Linked DNA regions of Homo sapiens: region 2 is linked to region 1. Evidence: read pairs that join two places in POLR2A ChIA-PET (ENCODE). Cell type or tissue: OCI-LY7. All regions are shown on one strand. Links, peaks and the distances in the headings refer to the core of each region. The heading gives the core; the rest is flanking DNA.

Region 1 (4,403 bases), core at 247-4,246:
ACTATTGAGCTTTATAGAGACTGAACACCTGGCCATGTCACCTGAGCTGCCCACAATTGACTAGGTGTTATCTGATTCATTAGGCCACACAATTAAGCATGCATGGCAATACTTCATCACCAAGTGGAAATGGTACACACCAAACCAGACTCCAGCAGATTCTGAAGCAACAATGTAGTCACGTGTACTGAAGGCTCGGGCTCCTATGGCACATTCTTCTGCAGCATTGCCATCTTTCCTTCATCCAGTGTTAGGTTTTTATGGTGATCTCCCTGTGAACAAATTGCTGAAGAAGAATCTGGTTTATAGATTTCTTTTTTTCCAGTACACTGGCAAGCTAGGAATAGAGCATTATAGCCACGATAAGAAGTGTGCTAAAACAAACAAACACACTAAGAAAGAGAAATCCTGACCGAACGCAGTGGCTCATGCCTGTAATCCCAGCACTTTGGGAGGCTGAGCTGGATGATCACCTGACGTTGGGAGTTCAAGACCAGCTTGGCCAACATGGTGAAACTCTGTCTCTACCAAAAAAAAAAAAAAAAAAAAGAAAAGAAAAGAAAAAAGAAAGAAAAAGAAAAAGAAAAGAGAAATCCTTTCAGTGGAAAGACTTTAAGCAACATTATCTCCTTGTCCGCTTTGGATTGAGAGATGGCCTGAGATACGGATGGACGTTTACTGCTTCGTGTATAATGGCTAATGGTTTGGCTGAACAATCAGGAATTTAGAAAGAAAGGATTAGAATATTGTCTGCAAAGCAGTATGTGGACGGACCTCTTAATTGTCAGAGCATGAGGGTATTTAAGTGTTGTGCGAACGCTCACAAAGGCATCTGCTACAGAGCTCTCAATAATCAGGTAGGAAGGATGGCTTATTCAATGGATGTCTGTCAGCTTATTTCTCCAAACAGGTACTTGCTCAATAGATTCATATACAAAAGACCATGCCAGCAAGGACGAAGGCTGCATATGGGCTCAGCACCATAGACTTCCCATTGGTGATCTGCTCACCACCACCATTAAGTGCTTAAGCTGACAGTAGCAGAGGCCAACACACGTTTCTATTATACCACCATTTGGTAGGGAAGGGGGACAATCCAGGCACCAGCGGCACTGAACCACTTCCATCATGAGGAGCTCTAGTTGTCTTCCCCAGAATAGACACTTAATCTGGATATTGATTTGTTTTATTTGGTTGCAATATTTCTGCCAACACACTATCCATGGACTTATGGATTGCCTTATCCACCTTCATGGTATCCCACGCAACATTGTTCAGGCTAAGGAACTCATTAAAAAAGAAAAGAAAAAAGTATAGCAATGGGCTCATGCCCATGGAACTCACTGGTCTTATCACTAACTCTTAGAAAGATCTGGCCTCGGTTGGGTGTGGTGGCTTACGCCTGTAATCCCAGCACTTTGGGAGGCCAAGGCAGGTGGATCACCTGAGGTCAGGAGTTCGAGACCAGGCTGGCCAACATGGTGAGACCCCGTCACTACTAAAAATACAAAAAATTAGCCAGGCATGGTGGTGCATGCCTGTAATCCCAGCTACATGGGAGGCTAAGGCAGGAGAATCACTTGAACCCACAAGGTGGAGGTTGCAGCGAGCCGAGACAGCTTCCACTACACTCCAGCCTGAGTGACAGAGTGAGACTCTGTCTCAAAAAAAAAAAAAAAAAAAAAGGATCTGGCCTCAGAGAAAAGGTAGAATGGTCTCCTAACGACTCAGTTGAGAGAACATCTGTGGGGTGAAATCACTATCCTACGAGATGCAGTATATGCACTTAAAACTGTGACCAATACGTGGTGCTTCTTTCCCCATAGCCAGAATCTATGGTTCTGGAAATAAAGAGGTAAAAATGACAATAGTTGCTCTCACTGTTCCTCCCAATAACCCACTTATAGAATTTTTGCTTCCTATTCCCATAGCTTTGTGTTCCACTTGTTAGAGAGCTTGGTTCCTAAAGGAAGAATGATTCTAGCAGGGAAACAACAATTGTTCTATTGAATTGGAAGTTGAGATTACCATCTGGCAATTTCAGTTCCTTGTGTCACTGAACGAACAGACAAAGGAAGAGGTTACTGCACTGGTTGGGGTGATTGCTTCTGTTTAGCTGTATTGGCTGCTGCACAGTGTGGCCGGGGCATACTAGATCTGGAGCTGAAGGGACTCTCTAAGGCATCTCTGTCATTTTTTATGCCTGATAAAGACAGGGCTTTGGGCTGGATGCAGTGGGACACGCCTGCAATCCCAGCACTTTGGGAGGCCGAGGTGGGTGAATCATTTGGGGTCAGGAGTTTGAGACCAGCCTGGCCAACCTGGTGAAACCCTGCCTCTACTAAAAATACAAAAATTAGCCAGGCGTGGTGATGTGCGCTTGTAATCCCAAGTACTCAGGAGGCTGAGGCAGGAGAATGGCTTGAACCCGGGAGGCGGAGTTTGCAGTGAGCTGAGATTGCGCCACTGTTCTCCAGCCTGGTGACAGAGTGAGCCCCCATCTCAAAAATAAAAATAAATAAAAAAAAATAAAGGTGGGGGGCTGAAAAAACCTCAGACCCTTCCGGGTCACTTCACTAGATAAAGAATACTGACCAGCTGGCGGAAGGCAAGGGAAATGTAGAATAGGTAGTAGAAAAAGGAATTTATAAATATTAACTGTGGCTTTGTGACCAGTTCCAGAAATAAAGTAGTGGATACGAATACTTTTGTCTTCATTTGTTTCTCTTCTTTTTTTCCTCCTAACTTTCAAATATTTTATATAAACACTGTTGGTGATAATTAACTTTATAATATATAAAGAGTATATAAATGTATATACACTATATATATATATATATTCTCTTATGAATAAAAACAATAATTAACATCACCCAGAGATGAATGTGAAGAGTGTTAAGAGATTTGTAACTCCATTTTAGGGGTAGAAGTTGAAAGCATGTTTTCAAAGGGAAGTTACAACTTGCTACCAGAAGCATGAAGTTACTATTGCTGCAGTAGAGAAGTTTTCAAATGGGTAGAGGATGATATGTGGATGCTTGGTACCCAACGGGAGGATCTGTGATGCTTATTCACCTACCGCCTCTCAGCCCCAGATGCAGCTTCTACACAGTGCTCTGTGATGCTGGGGTTAGGGATATGAGAACCATATTTCTTTTCTTTTTATAGACAGTCTTGCTCTGTCGCCCAAGCTGGTGCTCTTGGCTCACTGCAACCTCCACCTCCCGAGCTCAAGCGATTCTCCTGCCTCAGCCTCCCGAGTAGCTGGGACTACAGGTGCGTGCCACCACGCCTGGCTAATTTTTGTATTTTTTAGTAGAAATGGGGTTTCACCATGTTGGCCAGGCTAGCCTCGAACTCCTGATCTCAGGTGATCCGCCTGCCTCGGCCTCCTAAAGTGCTGGGATTACAAGTGTGAGCCACCATGCCTGGCCGCGAACCACATTTCTAAGACTCTTTTTACCAACTTTCGCCAGTTAAATTCTGCCAGTGAGAGGCATTGAGGGAACTATGAAAGGGAGAAGGGGAGAGGAGATACTTTTCCTGCCTTTGGCCATCGTCAGCATCTCTCCAGCACAGACACAGCAAAGCCTCTAGCATCTTTTGGCACCCCGAGGATGGCCAGGCCAAATCCCCTCTGGGTCTGGACATCAGCTGCACAGTGGCCTCCTAGAAGCCCACACAGTTTCTAGCATAGCCATGAGGCACCTCTGCAGAGGCTTCAGCCAGCTGGGCAGGTGCTCTCAGTGACTGGGCACAGCTGTGTGACACCCTCTTAGCAGCCTCAATAACAACTAAGCCACGGCCTCTCCCCAAACCCCAGTCTGAGGCAGTGGCTCCTCATAGCTGTAGGGATGGTAGCTACTTATGATTTTCATAATCTCTTGGTTAGTTCGCTATCCTTTTTTTTTTTCAGGCTAGTAATTCCTTGTATTTACCCGCCTCTGTTTAAAACATCCAGTATGGTTTCTCTTTTCCTAACTGGATCTCAACAGATACCAGCATATATTTTTTATGTTGATAATAAAAAATTTAAAATACACACAGAGTCCAAATAAAAATATTTAATATTTGTGAACATCTTTTATTAGTTTGAGTTTTTAAAAAATTAAACCTCCTCCAGAATTCAACCTCCTTCTGTTGCTGGACAGTGTGAGACCTCAGTTTCCCTTGGGATCACGTCGCCATGTTAGTCTTCCTGGTGGCATTTTGCCCAGCTTCTAGTCTTTTTCCCACAAATACAAAAACAGGCTATATAGCCCCTTCTAGAGTACTGAGGGCAAAGACTAAAAGCGTTATTCGATGTGAATATAGGGAAGTCAAAACAATGACTTTTCAAAAATTGCAGCCTCAGTGTGTATCCATTACACAGAATGCGTCTACTTCTCAGTTCATATGGCATA
Region 2 (4,403 bases), core at 243-4,242, 260 kb after region 1:
GGTCTTTTTCCTTTAAAAAAAAAACTTAATTGCCGGGAACTAATATAGCACTATGATCAATTAAATAATCAGTTTATAGCAGTTTGGACAGATAACTTTCCTGCTCTTATTTGGTATTTTTTATTATGACTTAAAAATATACCAGCAATATATATTTATTGCAGGAATTTTTAAAAGCAATAATTTATATCATTTTGATTTGTATTTTTCTTTGCCCTGGAATGCATTAGGTGGTGCTGGAAGCATCACTTGTTACTAGTTTCAGCTGGGAAATTGATGGCCTTTGCTAATCAGAATGAGCATTGTGAAAAACCTTTGCAGGTTGGATACTTTCATCCAAGTTTTGGACTGAATGATATTAGGGGAAAAGAAAATTTACTGTTTCTTTGTCAGTCTGTCTCAGTTGGATTCCACCTAGCCCATCTCATTTTGGGAAATCCTAAAAATAAAATAGTTGCTAATTGTTCCCCGTGACAAACATATTCATGATTGATCAAATTATGATTTAATTTCTTATAATTTTATCATGGATGGGGTTGGATGTTTTGTTTTTAAAGTCATTCAATTTAGCATGCCTTCAGAATTGACTGTGCCTGCTATGTGTGCCGAGCACAATACCGCACCTTACTGGTGGTTAGGCTAAAGTTGAGGAAGGTGTCCTGCCAGAACATTTACCATCTAGTGTACTATAGTACATCTAGACCAGTGCCCTGGGCCAGTATCCTCAAAAGAGTATTTGACTTATTCCATTAAGCATGTAATAAACATTCAGGTTATATAAAGTTAATTGTACTCTTTGAATTAATTTTTTTGGTGAAGAGGGTACCTTTTCTTTAGATGAAGATATTGTAATTGTCACTCTTCCTCTGTGGTTTCCCATCTCAGTAATTGACAGTACCAACCGTTCAGTTGTCCAGAGAGAAACCTTTGATTCTTTCCTTTTCCTCAACTATGCCTCAACTATGCATCCAGTCAGTTACCATTGAGTCTACCTTCTAAATATTTTTGGAACCCCAGTGTTCCTCTGTGACAGTCCAGGATTTAGTCTTCTCCTGAGTTACTGCAATATTTTCCTAATTTGGCTCCCTAATTCCTCTTACTCCAATCTAGCTTCTTTATAGTCTGTGCTTTTCCCTGCTCTTCCTGAAACTGTTTAATGGATTTGTTTTCTCTTAGTGCTGCCTTGAAGGTCCTCCTGAATATAGTTTCTGCCTGCATTTCAAGCCTTACTCGTCTCTGTCCTCACTCATTCCTTCCACACCTGCTGCAGCTCATGGGATGCTTCTGTTCACTCCCTCCCTTCCCCAAGCACCCTTGTTTTCGTGCCCCTCCTTTAGTCTGAATACCAAGGACACTCCTTCTAAATGTGTTCCTAGACTGCTAACTTTAGTTAGGGCTTCTTCTGTGTGTGTCCACTAGAAAATTGTCATTGCCTCCCATTTGTCTTTCTCCCTATGACAAGCTTGATGGGTGGTACTTAGTCACCACTTTGTCCTCAATGTAGGGCAGTAGCAGTTTGTCACCTGGTAGCCTACTCAAATGCTTGTTAATTTTTGATTTTTTTAAAAAATCTGCTAACTGTATCATAAAGAAATCCATGATGTGGCAGGACAACCAGCATAGTTCCACGTTAGATATTTCTTTATGCTGAATAGATGTGAATATATCATTTTTAAAGAGGAATTGGCAAACTACACTCTGTGGACCAAATCTAGCTCGCTTTCCTTTTATAAGAATCACAAGCAAAGAAAGGTCTTTACATTTTTATAAGTGCTTAGGAAAAAAAAATCAGAAGAATAATACTTTATGATACAATGATATTATGAAATTCAAATTTCAGTGTCCATAAGTTGAGTTTATTGGAACACAGCCACACTCGTTTGTTTACATATTGTGTGTTGCTGCTTTTGCACCACACAGCAGAATTGAGTAATTGTAACAGGCTGTATGGCTGATAAAGCCTGAAATATTTATTGTTTGGCTCTTTATATAAAAGTTTCCTGACCTCTCCTTTCAGTCATTTCTGTGACATGAGGACAAATAAGTATAATTAGATATATTTGAGTCATGCCTCAGTTTTCTTTTTTCCCCCACTTCGTGTTAAGGTTTAAGTATGTCCAGTAAGAAAGCATCATTTGAGTTTTGGGAACTGTATTCCAGCCTATCTCATACATACCTAGAGCTTTTTGAGACTTGAACATTACAGATGAGATGGTGAGAAAATAGAGACTTCATATCCTGCCAAGTTTCATAGATAAAACTGGAGTGGATAACTCATGGTTCTACCCCACCCAATGGTCTTTTCCCAAGTAACTGATATTCTTTTTTAACTAAATCAGCCTTCTTGCAAATAACTAATATTTTTTATTTTTAAAATTTACTTCTTTTTACAGTTAAGGAGAAAAAGTGAGCAACATTTTATGCTATTTGATAAAATCATTAAAATATTATGCTAAAGCCCTCTAAAAAATTTTGTTTTATTTTTGCCAGTATGTTACTTTGAAGAAAAATAACACCAGCCATGTTTTGGTTGTATAATCATTTTCCTAACTATTGGAAGCAACTTTGTCAGGTTTTATTATTAGGCAATGTAGAACCTTCGTTTTACATCATTTAATAAAATCAAATGGTTTTTACAACATTGTTTACATCTTGTTTAAAAATATTTTACTGAGAAAATAATTAACTTTGTTTTATTTTTAGGGTTATATCCTGTGTTGTGACCTCATGGTTTAAGTGGGAATAAAGATGAGTATAAGCAGTGATGAGGTCAACTTCTTGGTATATAGATACTTGCAAGAGTCAGGTGAGTACTTTTATAAAGTAAATAGGCCTCAAATTATTTTAATATTCTCAAAATAATCTTTTATGCATTTGAAATTTGTATCAGTCCAAACCGTTGAACTTTGTATGTTTTCTTAATGTCTGGACTGCCATTTTAAAGCTATGTTTTACTGCATGGTTTAACTCTCTGACTCTTTCAAATATGTTGCAAACAAGGCAATTATTTGTAACAGTTTGGCTTTCGTTGTTCAAAGACCATTTTTATAATCTGTTATGAGGTGAGATTATTGCATATGTAGTAGGAACATAAAAACTTTTAGCCACCATCAGTTTGATAATGTATATCCAGAATTCTCAATTAAATGTTGTTGGTCCTAATTGTAGTTAGTATTTTGGAAATTAAATTAACAGTATTTTCCTAGAATGCTTTCAAAATTATTATTTGAATTAAGTGTATCCTTGATCTGAATTGTTATTATTGTAATGGGAGTAATTATAAATAGAAATCATTGAAAGCCATTTGCAACTAATATTAAATCAATCAGTGATCTTCCAAGTTTTATTGATAGATAAAACAGAAGGAATACTGCAAGGGGAAATGTGGATGGATTAAGCAAAAATTTAAAAGTAGAAGAGGGAACATGGTTGGGTATGGGTGGAGGTATAGGATGGTGAGAAAGATTAATTGCAATGGAAATGCCGATTGCTACTAAAAAATGAAAGCATTTGGTGATTTTAAATGTCATGGTCTAGAGATTGAATTTTAGAAATTATACCTTAAAGTTACTGTAATGTTTTAGCAGTAAGGTGAGGTGCCCCATAAAAAAGATAATTTTGGTAGTCAAGTGTGAGGGAGGATGGAAGGATAAAGTAGAGGTCTAAGCTTGTAGAATATTGAGCCCCCAGTTTATGGTTTTGAGACTTGAATCATTCTTCTTGTATGGCATAGTTAGTTGTCCTTTCCTATGCAAGGAATACAAACATGGCTTTCGGTCTGAGAGCCTGTTGCTTGCTGAGATGTTCCCAGCTGTTCTTCAGTGCTGAGCATTTTTTGGGGGTAGGGGTTTTCTATTCCCAAGCACCATCACTGCCCCTCTCTGAGGTGTAACAGCTGTGAAAGTGATGTCCAGAAGGACAGGGAGGGAAAGAGAGATTAGTATCCAAGCCCACAGAGAATAATTTATAATGAAGCTTTGAAGTTAATAGCTCTTGTTTTGTTTTCTTTGTTTAAACTGGTAGACTGGTACTGAAGGCAGATCTAAAGAATGTTTTGAATAAGATAAAATGATTAATAAAGTGAAAAAGTAGTGACTAGTGATTGTTACGTATGTAACTTGTAAACAAGTTTAACAATTTCAAATACTTGTGTTTGAAAGTTGTGTAGCACTTTCAACCCAAATGGAAAAAATTTGTTGGGTTAAAGCAAACTCTTCTTTCTGCTTTTAAATTTAATCACCTTTTAAGCCAGAGCTTTGAGACTTTTGGACACTGGAGCAAAAACCATTGTGAAGGATCAGTAGATGGGAAATATATTGTAAAGGCTTGTTGGTGTATGGTAAAGACAACTATTTAGGTTGAGCCATATAAAATTACTGCTTTTGGAAGTTAGAAACAGTTGA

Evidence for each region. ChIA-PET counts read pairs that join two places held together with the same protein. Peaks named below come from ENCODE experiments on the same cell type or tissue, not always from the same donor. Only the 100,000 strongest peaks of a DNase experiment are listed, where the experiment ranks them.
Region 2: POLR2A ChIA-PET joins it to region 1 with 9 read pairs; 4 of 35 experiments call an interaction of 5 or more read pairs at or near these places.

What each region holds. Positions count from the first base shown.
Region 1 is chr3:177,323,082-177,327,484 of GRCh38, reverse strand. It overlaps LINC00501 (long intergenic non-protein coding RNA 501), which reads right to left. Exons shown (of 2, transcript NR_047465.1): 2 at 4,050-4,403. Among named protein-coding and RNA genes, the nearest start is that of LINC00501, 31 kb to the right of the region's middle. In OCI-LY7, for the core only: no CTCF peak of the experiment used is centred there; DNase peaks (open chromatin) are centred at 1,774, 2,094 and 3,047; H3K4me3 peaks cover 1,330 bases; H3K27ac peaks cover 2,572 bases.
Region 2 is chr3:177,063,323-177,067,725 of GRCh38, reverse strand. TBL1XR1 (TBL1X/Y related 1) reads left to right here. Exons shown (of 16, transcript NM_024665.7): 3 at 2,704-2,806. The coding sequence starts at 2,749. Among named protein-coding and RNA genes, the nearest start is that of TBL1XR1-AS1, 28 kb to the right of the region's middle. In OCI-LY7, for the core only: no CTCF peak of the experiment used is centred there; no DNase peak of the experiment used is centred there; H3K27ac peaks cover 568 bases.